Linked DNA regions of Mus musculus: region 2 is linked to region 1. The links are chromatin contacts, found by Hi-C in ENCODE. All regions are on one chromosome and are shown on one strand. Each heading gives the region's core, a stretch centred on a gene start or an enhancer-like site at or near the end of the contact. The rest is flanking DNA. Distances are from core to core; before and after follow the strand shown. Region 1 holds the start of Cwc15 (CWC15 spliceosome-associated protein). Region 2 holds the start of Med17 (mediator complex subunit 17).

Region 1 (5,245 bases), core at 90-2,589:
CAGGTTCAAAAGTTGGCCTGGCTGCTGTTGTCATCTTTTAGTCTTCGGCAAAAGTGAATTTAAGTTATACTTTCATTTTACAGATAACTCAAAAATATCTATTCTTAAATCCTTCTCAAACTCCCCAAAATTGCTTAGTTTGCTTCAACACAAGTTCCTAAAAATCCGAATTATGAAACTCAGGGTGTTTACTAGGCAACTCTTATTCAGTATAAATAACTACTATGAAGATCTGAGTTAGTGCTTCTGTTCTGGCTGGGTAGCCCTGGGCAAGTCTTCTAGCTCGTTTCTGTCATTTGTGGAATGCCGACATTTCTATAGTATTATGAGATTCCCATACATGATGTCAGATCTTGCACAACAGTGTAGTGTAGCTTTTAAAATAAATGACTTAAAAAAATGTTATCCCACTAGCACTAGCTTCTCTGAGATTTTATTTTATTCTTTTTTAAAAAAAATTTATTCTTTTTTTTTTTTTTTTTTAATTATAGGATCTCACAATGTAACTGTCCGGCCAAGATTTGCTGTTCTACCAGAAACCTCACACTACAGCAAAGAACCCAATAAAAAACAAATTTCTTTTAAAGTCACAGTCAAACTTATTATGTTAAAATTTGTTTAAAGTCCCCAGTGACATTTACATGGGCAACCATTACCCCAGAATCTTGTTGACTCAATTTTCTTCTAAAGCAGTTACCACAACATTTATCAAGGCTGTAACTTCCGCGATGCTCAGAAAATCGGAACTCCACCCAACCAAGTATCAAGAACCCATCCTGAACTGGGTATGATGGGGGTACTCCTGTGATTCCAGAGCTTGGGAGGTGAAAGCAAAAGAATCGGGAGTTCGAAGCTAGCCTAGGCTACAAGAGAACCTTTGCCATTTTTAGCTGTCAAATAAGAATTGCAGCCTAACTGCAGGGCTACTAAATCTCCGTTAGCTTAAGCAGCTGCTCACACAGATCGTGTGTGAAGTGGGAGTTTCTCCCCATCCCACCCTCCTTTGCTTTTCTCAGTGTCTGAGGCGCTGCACCGGTGACCGCCCCGGGCTCGGCTTCAGCTCCGGACCACCATCCCTGCACCGCGGCCTGTACGATCGTCACGGGCTGCGGCGGCGACTCGGCTCCCCGGTGCCACCCACACAAGAACCACAAACCACCATGCCCGGCTGCTCACTCTGGCGGGGGTCCTACGCAGCACCTTCCGAAACTCACTCATGAACCAATGCGACCCTTAGCTCCCAGAAATCTCGGCGCCGGGGGCGCCAGGCCCAAGACCGGAAACAAAATGCAGAGCTTCCAGTTTTTACACCAGGGGCTCGGTTGAGACCCGGAAGCAAAACCTTCGCACTTCCAATGGCTGTGGAGAAGATGCGAACTCCACACCCGGAAGCAATTCCGGAGTTGTGTGTGTGTTTTTTTTTTTTTTTTTTTTAAACCGTCTCTCACAGGCTGACGCAGTGACCAATCAGCAAAGACACGGGAAAAAGATGGAATGACGTTGCCTAGGGGCGGAGCCAAGGCAGCTTAGGGGGCGGGCGTTTGAAACCGGTGCTTCATAGTCGACCCCAAATATCATCTTTTTTCCTTTGCGAACCAATTACTTAATCTCTCTTGCGTCTTTTCCTTTCCCGACCCCCTCCCAGACTCGTTCGCTGCGGTTCTGCGAGGACGGAGGCGCCAGGAGCCGGTCCGCGTCTCGCAAGAGAGATGTGAGGAGAGCTTGCCAACTGACCGACCCAACGGCTCCTGCTCCTCAGTAGACCCCGCAGCCTAGGGACTAGAGTTGTCACTTAAGTGGATATGAAGAAGGCGCAAATAAGTACGGGGGCAGCCACGAGCTTTCCAAAGGTACCATTCCTGCGAAACCACTAGCCTTGAAGGCAAGGGTTATAGTCGCATTGCTTGTTAAGATATATAAATATATAGATATATAGCTATATGCATTAAGCGTTGTAGCGTGAGGGGAGATGCTTGTGAGCGTTTACGATAGTGACAATTTATGGAGCAGTGGGCCTAACTGCCAGGAGGAGCACGAGATGGGATTAAGATGGCTTCGCCAACGTTGTCTTGTGCCCCATCATTGAGATCTTGGGGACGGCCGATGCTCGGTAAAGAGGATTCTGTTCTCCAGTTTATCTCAAGTGGAAGGGTCTCCTAAAATTGAACATTTCCGTTCTTTTCTGTCCTTCCTTTGGAACTTTTAAATGAAGAAAGAGAATTAGAAAAGAACCCACTCCCTCCCGAATGTGCCCGCTCCCCAAGTAGAAGGTGAAAGCTTCATATTTTTGCCCTGAGCCTCACACAAAGGACACCGCTTTCACATTAGTGACTCAAACCCAAAGATGGAGACCCTCTTCCTTCCCTCGTCACATCCTGTTCACCTGCCACTCTTGTCCAGTATTGTGAAAATTACCCTGAAGTTCCTTTGCTTGTCACCACACTCCTTCAGGCCACTGTCATTTCCTCTTGATTTGTAATTGCTTTCATAGGGACTTTCCTAGTTTTGCACAAACAGAGTGATTTTTTCAGATTACCAGGTAGTGGTTTTGACACTTAGGATAAAACAGCCTCTTGCTTTTACTTACACAGTCTGCCTCCTGCCTGCCTTTAGTCACAGGCACACCACACTCAAGATACACTCAACTGGACATTTCTGTTTCTTTCAACAAGGCAGGATTCCATTGTTTCATTTGAGTTTTGAGCCAAGCTCTTACAGTGCAGCCCAGGCTGGCTTTCAACTTAAGTTCAGGCATGCATTCATCTGTTTTTAAAGACTTGGGACTGTGTTCTTCACCTCTGCCTCCAAGACACCTGTAACTCGGTTCTTCAGGGCATAGCTTAGTGCTGCTTCCTCTGTGAGGTTTCCCCTGACATCTCTACTGGTCCCCACTTCCTCCCTTGCAAAAGTGTCTTTATGGCACCCAGTTCTATATTTCCATAATGCTGAACTCTAGTTGGGTTTACTCTTTGTTTATATTACCTCATGCACTTTTTTTCTTTGTGGTCAGAGGCAAAGTATTGAGACTAAGTATCTATTTTCTATGAGGCTCTCTTGGTTCTAACCCCAGTTCTGCCCTCCTTAGCTATGCACAGTTGGGCAAATTATCTTTCCTCTCCTATCTTCCATCCCTTGTGCAAAAAGTAAGGGTGATTTATTTTTATTGTTACCATGGTAATTACATCACTTTGTAAAGTGCTTAGAACTATCTCAGCAAGTGACTTTGTTGAGTCAGATTTGGCTGTTACTAATACTATTACGGTCTGACTAACCTTAGAACCTAAATTCCAGTAAAGCAGGAACCCTGCCTCTCTTCACTAGTGGCCTCTACATATAGAGCAGTACACCATACATGACAGAGCTTGAGTAAATACTAGTTAAGTGAATGACTAACATGTTATAAATACAGGAATGAAATTGCAGTGGCAAGATGGTGACAGGAAATGCTTACTTTTTATATTCCAGCTGACTTTATCAACTCAATAAGTCACCACAGTCCATTTGACTTTGAATTATTAATTAATTAACACTTGATGATGCCATTACAGTTTAGCATTAAAAAGTTAGTTCACAAAAGTAAAAGCATTTGATTAAAATAGTCTGGAAGTGTTAATGAGACAGGCAAAACAAAACAAACAAATAAAAAAACCCCTAACTTTTAAGTACCTGTAAATAATAAAATGATACCATAAAGCTTTTGACTTAAACAGTGAAAGCACTTAAGACAAAGAAATGAAGTTGGGGAGATGTCTGTATTAGCTAAGGTTCGCAGAGGAACAGAGCTGACAGTGAATAAAGAGTAGACTGGATTTACTGGATTGGTGTACATGGTACAGTACAGATGTTGACTCTGGAATGATTGAGAACTCAGAAGCCACACAGTCCACAAGACTACATGTCTCCGCAGTTTAAGACTGTCCCATTCTGGTGCCTGGAGGATTCATTCCTTGAGAGCCACTGGTCTTCATTCCACATTGGAAGTCTGAAGAATCTGAATTCTGATATCAACAATAACAAAAAAATGGTAGCAGCAGGGTGGATTAACTAGACAGCAACCTGAGAATAGGGGGGATGAACTGGACAGTGCTGTGGAAGACAAGCAGGCAAACCCCAGACTTTTCCCTTGGGCTGCCTTTTATCTGGCTGCCACCAGAAGCTGCTATTCGTATTTAATATATAATATTAATATAAAATAATCTGATCAAGAAAATTCCTCACAGGTAGTCCTGTCAGTTTACCTCTTACTTGACTCTAGGTCCAGTCAATTTGGCAGAATTAGCCATCTCCTTTCCTTCTCGGATCAGCCTTTTCCCTCCCCATCTTCCTGTAGACGACCTTGTGTGTGAGCTGTTGGTGCGTGTGCACATGGAGGCAAGAGGTCATGTTGGGGTTTTCCTTGGTTCTTTACCTTAGTGTTGGAAACAATCTCTCACTAAACCTCAGTCTATTGGGTTAGGCTAGATTGACTACCCAGAAGCCTGCCTTTCCATCCCTGGGATGTGACAGATGCTCTCTGCCACACCTAGCTTTTGTTAGGGTCAAAACTTGAGTCCTCTGCTTGTACAGCAAGCACTTCAACAGAACCATCTCCCCATTCCTATAGTAGATGGTCTTTGAATTTTGGAAAATAGAATCCCCTTTACAAGGATTTCTTGCTTGGCTTATCTGTCAGGTTGCTTTGACCTTAATTTCCCATGTGTCACTAGAGATGATTCCTAGTAATGTGGGTCCTATTCCCAAAGCCTTAGTGACACATGCTCTTTCTTATCCTCTTATAGATCACACCAGCTTTATATGCACCTTCATTTTTAACATAGCAAAAGTAGTGTATAGTTTGGTAAGATGTTATATGTAATACTTGTGATTGTGAAATTGACTTTATGGAGGGGAAAATGTATGAATTCCACCCTCAAAGGTTCCAGAAAAACAGTATTCCAGCACTCAAAAGGAATAATAAAAAAAACCCTTAAAAGTCTCATAAGAAAATTTCAGAAAGTATAGTACTTGCTGTTTGGAAGGACAGTTTGATGAAGACAGACCATCCTATGGCTTTGTGATTTAGAAATCACATTGACTTTAAATTTAAACTGGGTGTGGTGATCCATACCTATGATCCTAGCACACCTAAGGCTGAGTCCAGAACCATGTCTTAAAAAATCGTGAGCCAGGCTTGGATGGTGCACGCCTTTAATCCCAGCACTAGGGAGGTGGAAGCAGAAGCATCTCTGAATTAGAAGTCAGCCTG
Region 2 (5,440 bases), core at 2,889-5,388, 780 kb before region 1:
GATATAAAACTACCCTCTTATTATGTGGTGTCTTAAAGAGACACTTTTGTGCCCTTTCTTTGGCTATATAGACTGTTGAGACAGTGAACCACAAGAAATTGGAATTCCCTCAGGAATTTCATGGCAGGAGAAGGAAAAGGCTGAAGCCTGGTGCCAGCCAGAGGAGGAACTTGTCTTCTGGAAAGATGTCACGTACCTCTCAGGACAAACAGGAACCCAGACAACAGTGGTGGGCAGGACCACAGCTTGATCTGCTTAGTTAGGTATACCTCGTGCCTTCTATTTAAACCTGAACCTCATGCCAGGACCCAGCATGAATTCTGCAGGATGGTGGGGGAGGGGTGGGAATCCAGAGACCTGTTTATTCCTCTTCCCAAAGTGACTACATTCAAGGAATCTTTTTGTGCTTTTCAAAGGATATTACACTATTACTGAGCGCTGATGGCTAGCATATGGTGATGATGGTTAGAAAACTCCTTGCTGTTCTGTGTCATAGAACCTGTGATGATCATTAGCCAGAAATCAACTTTCCAACCTTCCCAATGGCAATAAGATGTGGGTCTAGGAACTCTTTAGAACTAAGCCCTAAACGTTTTCTGATTCTTTACTTTGTAATGCACATGTCTTGTATTATTTTTAATAATAGTGTTATTTTTAATTAAACATGATTTTTGAGGTGAAACTGAATAAAATCACTTAATACTGTTTTTTTTTTCTTTTCTTTCATTTGTTTGTTTATTGAGACAAGAGTTTCTCTGTGTAGTTCTGGCCATCCTGGAACTCACTCTGTAGACCAGATTGGTCTTGAACTTGAGATCTGCCTGCCTCTGCCTCCCAGATACTAGGAATAAAGGCGTGCGCCACCACTGCCCAGCTGATCAGCTGATAGTTTCTTTGAATATCTTACTTCAACAAAAACAATATTACTGGGCTGGAAAGACTGCTTAGCGGTTAAGAGCACTGACTGCTCTTTCAGAGGTCCTGAGTTCAATTCCCAGCAACCACATGGTGGTTCATAACCATCTGTAATGGGATCTGATACCCTCTTCTGGTGTGTCTGAAGACAGCTACAGTGTACTCAAATACACACACACACACACATATATATATCTTTAAAAAACAATATTACTATTTTTTATATGTGTATGTGTAGCCATCCAGCAACCATGGGCAAACTGGGTTTACCTGAAAGGGGGGCCTGGAAATAAGGTAAGAGGGCGAGAGAAGGATGAAGCCAATACAAAGGTTCTGATCAAGGTTCAAAGTTTAACAATAAGCTTTGCATGTATAAAGGAAAAAAACACAAAATCCCCTTCTTCAGATGGAGTATGTTGTAGCAGCAAGGTCAACGCAAACAGCCAAAACATCAAAGTTCCCATGGGAACCTGCAACTGCAGCCAAAACAGATGTCTCTGTCCAGGTTGATAAGGCTTGTCATGGCAGATGTTCAAGGCTGGGAAAGGCCATATGTGTGTACGTGCTACATGCTTGCATGTCCACAGCATGAGTGCACATGCACATGGAAGCCAGAGGTTCTGCTCAGTATCTGATTTCCCTCCACCTTAAACACTGAGCTTTGCTGACTCAGGGAGGCTAGTCAGTCAGTGTGGTCCTGTCTTTACCTCCTTGAGCACTGGGAATGCATATGAGCTGCCACTCCAACCTTCACCCTTGTGCAACAAGGGCTTGATCCACTTGTCACCCCAGCTTAGAACTAGTATTCTCTCCTCTCACTTACCCTGCGCTCTGGAGCTGAGAGAGGTATTAATTCACCATTGGAGCACAGTGCCAAAATAAGCACACAGTAAATATTTTTGGGTGGGTGATCATGTTAGATATGTCACTAGTTTCTGGGATATGTTTAGTTGAAGAAACCAAACAAATATTATATGAAGAGAAATACAGCAGGGGTGGAACATAAACAGAATTCTCTTTCCATGTGGAGTCCCACACTGACAGGATGGACTCACTTCCTTGTTTGATTCAAATATCAAGACTAATGAAATCACATACCTACAAGGTGCTAATCATGATGTAAGGAAGGTTTCTAGAGAGATCAGGAGAGCTACTAGGCCTGTCTGAAAAAAATGGCCTGACAAAATAAGGAGAGACTGGCTTTACTAGTTCCTGCACGAGCTTTGAATTTCCCCCAGACATCAATGGAGCATTCGAGTGCTCTTGATTTATCAAATGTAGGATTAAAGGCCGCCTGCAGTCAAGCATCAGAAGTAGACTCAGGAGTTGGGAAGATGGCTCTGCAGTGCTTGCAGGTCTTCCAGAGGACCCAAGTCTATTCCCTGCCTCCCACATCAGGCAGCTCCCAACTGACTGTAACTACAGCGCCAGCAATTCCATGGCACCTACACGTGCATGGGAAGAACAGACACACGGAGACACACGTTTACCTGCAGACATTGGACTGCCAAGTGAAAGAATTGGTACTCTTCAGTGTTCAACTGGCTAAGTGCTCTCTGCTCTGCCCTGATGGAAACCCTGGGTAGGCAAGCTTGTTCTCCTCCGTGTCAGACAGCAATGAGTGGTGACAGTGTTGGGGGGCAGGGTGAGAGGTGCACTGTAGAGAAGTGTTTGAGAGCCAGGGCACCTGGTGGGCTGTTCCGACTCTAAACACTGGGCCCAACTAGGGTCACCCAGGAAGCATCTCCTCCAGGAGATGGAATCTCCAAAGCTTTAGTGGCTGCACCAGCACTACCAGCGGGATACAGGCCTGTGGACATTGTCAATAGTAAGTCAGAGGCTTCTGCAGGCTATAGATTCTTCAGCTGTCAGACAGCTATGCTAACGCCTCCATCTACACTTCATTGTGGGAAGCCAGGGCCCAAGGACTTGACAAATGATTTCTAGACAAGGCAAGGTTGTTCAGGAGCCCAAGATTAGACTCAAAGTGGTATCAAAGGCCAGCCTAGTCTACAGAGTGAGTTCCAAGACAGCCAGGGCTACACAGAGAAACTCTTAAAACAAACAAACAGAAAACGAAATGGCTGGACAGAAGTATAGGGGTTAGTACCTATCAAGCTGTGGGGCACTGTTGCCAACCAGCTAATGTTCCTTGCTTTTTCTGGTGCAGCCTGCAGGCTGAAAGTAAGAAAGGCCACTCAGTGAAAGACATTGCTGGACATGACATCCTAACACCATGAGGAAAGGAGAGTGCCTCTTGGTGGACCACCTGAGGAGTAGCCTGCTCATACAACCCAAGACGGGGTATTTGGGCCAATCACAGCCATTTGTTTGGCTAAACACCGGTGTCTTTTGTTTATATGTGTACATGTCTGTGAATGTGTGAGTGTATGCGTGTAAGGGTGGCTGCATGTCTGGAGAGATAGCATAGTCCTCCATTTATCATTAAGCCACCAGTCACAGGTCTGCACAAAGCCCTGGCCCAAGCTGTGCTTACTGGGCCAGGACAATCAGTTGCAATCTTTCGTGTAGGCATATCTGAGTGTTCTTGGAGTGTTTAAGACAGCTGGTGCAGTTTGGATGGTAGTCCTGCTAGCTGTTTGACTCGGTCTTCTTTGCTGGAGGCAGCTCCATCAACAGAGAGACTCAAACAGCTGCGAATTATAGTTAACTACCGTCGACAGTCTTTGTGAGTGCTTACATAAATGTAAAGCCCTTACGTACGTCTTCATCGTTAACTTCACGAATGTAAAGTCACCTAGGGGAAACACCTCTGGGAGTATGTTCCCAGAGAGGTTTAACTAGGAAGTGAAAACCTACCCGGAAAGTGAGTGGACTCATCCCACGGACGGGCTCCCAGACCGAATCAGCGGGAGTGCTGGTGTGTGTGCTGCGTGTCTCAAAAATCAAATAACTAACCAACTAACAAAAAAGCTGCGTGTCTCAATAACTAATCAACAAATTAATCAGGCCAGCAAGAAAGCTATTTCAAAAACCAAGCAACCAATTAAACAAACAAACAAACAAACAAACAAACTACAACGCCCAGCGTATCTACATAAACCCAGCCCACTCCACTTGCACTGCAGCGGCTGAGCCCGGTCAGCCGGAAGTTCCTGGCTCTCACGTGCAACCTACAGGAAATGTCCGGGCAGCTGGCCCTTCGCGCATGCTCATAGTGTTCCGCGAGACGCTGCGCGGAGGATTGTGGGGCAGCAGTGGGTAGTTTGCTTCCTCCCGGCCGCCGCGTCGGGCTTGCGGGAAGCTTGTTCCAGCCTTCCGTGTCGGTGCTGTACTCTGAGTCTCCGGCGAGTCGCCCTCAGGCCGCCGCCAGCATGTCGGGCGTGCGAGCCGTGCGCATCAGCATCGAGTCGGCCTGCGAGAAGCAGGTGCAGGAGGTGGGCCTTGATGGCACCGAGACGTACCTGCAGCCGCTGTCCATGTCGCAGAACCTGGCGCGCCTGGCACAGCGCATCGACTTCAGCCAGGGCTCTGGCTCTGAGGAGGAGGAGGCGGCAGGGCCTGACGGCGATGCGCCGGACTGGGGGGGCGCGGGAGCCGACCAGGACGACGAGGAGGGTGAGGCTTCGCCCTCGTTGCTGGTTCTATCCCAGGGTCTCCCCTAGGGTAAACTGTGTTTTGTGGTGGGTGGCCTTGAGAAGTATTGACAGCAGTGGGAAGGCCGACCCGGTCGGGACTCGGGGTCCTGTTCAGGCCAGGAGAAGAGGCATTCGCTTTTTTTTTTTTTTTTTTTTTTTTTTTTAATAAAGAACAGCTGAAAGCTTTTGGGGGTGATTTTAGGTGGAAACAGGTGATACTTAAAATGACCACTGAAACTTTGAGGTGAATGAATTACAAGAAAACAAAACTGAAGAGGGGGAGTTTGGAGAAGCAACCAGACTAGACTTTGGATTCTCCTTATTATCAAAAAAAACCAAAATTTGAAACCACAGTTTTCGATTTAGTGATGTGACAGAATCGGTTTAAGTGAGGATGTTCGTGTTTAGTGTGGTAATTCGCCAGGCAGAGGCAGTCAGATTAATGAAAAACATGAGCAAATAGACACCATCTCAATAAATAAAGAAAAATTTAAATGTAGTTTTCATAAATTTGACAGAAAGTTAAAACACCTGGGACTGAAGAGATGGCCCAGCAGTTAAGAGTACTGATTGCTCTTCCAGAGGTCCTGAGTTGAATTTCCAGCAACCACATGGTGGTTCACAACCATCTGTAATGGAATCCGATGCCCCCTTCTTTCTGGTGTGTCTGAAGACAGCGTCATTGTACTTACATCCATTAAATAAATAAATAAATCTTTTTTTTTTTTTTTTTTTTTAAATCTTAAACAAGCCCAACATTGTCATTATCCAGTGTTGGAAAGGCATGCCAGCTCAGTAGTTTTAAATGCAAAATTCTAAATGTGTATCACATTTGATCCATGAAATCCCCCACCCACAGAAAGAACTATAGAGCACAGGTATGTATTAAGATCCAGTACTGATGTCATTAGGAACATTTGACCTGT

The links. A loop is a pair of places that touch in the nucleus more often than their neighbours do.
Region 2: a loop to region 1 is called in a map of heart, with 4 times the contacts of the local background. The contact joins the promoter of Med17 here to the promoter of Cwc15 in region 1. A Hi-C loop is called at or near these places in 2 of 37 maps with a recorded cell type or tissue (heart and regulatory T cell).

Annotation. Positions count from the first base shown.
Region 1 is chr9:14,496,713-14,501,957 of GRCm38, reverse strand. It overlaps Cwc15 (CWC15 spliceosome-associated protein), which reads right to left and starts at 1,339. Exons shown (of 7, transcript NM_023153.3): 1 at 1,177-1,339; 2 at 1-42. The coding sequence starts at 34. It overlaps Kdm4d (lysine (K)-specific demethylase 4D), which reads left to right and starts at 1,476. Exons shown (of 2, transcript NM_173433.2): 1 at 1,476-1,850.
Region 2 is chr9:15,278,604-15,284,043 of GRCm38, reverse strand. It overlaps Med17 (mediator complex subunit 17), which reads left to right and starts at 4,138. Exons shown (of 12, transcript NM_144933.2): 1 at 4,138-4,494. The coding sequence starts at 4,251. It overlaps 4931406C07Rik (RIKEN cDNA 4931406C07 gene), which reads left to right. Exons shown (of 9, transcript NM_001199485.1): 9 at 1-707.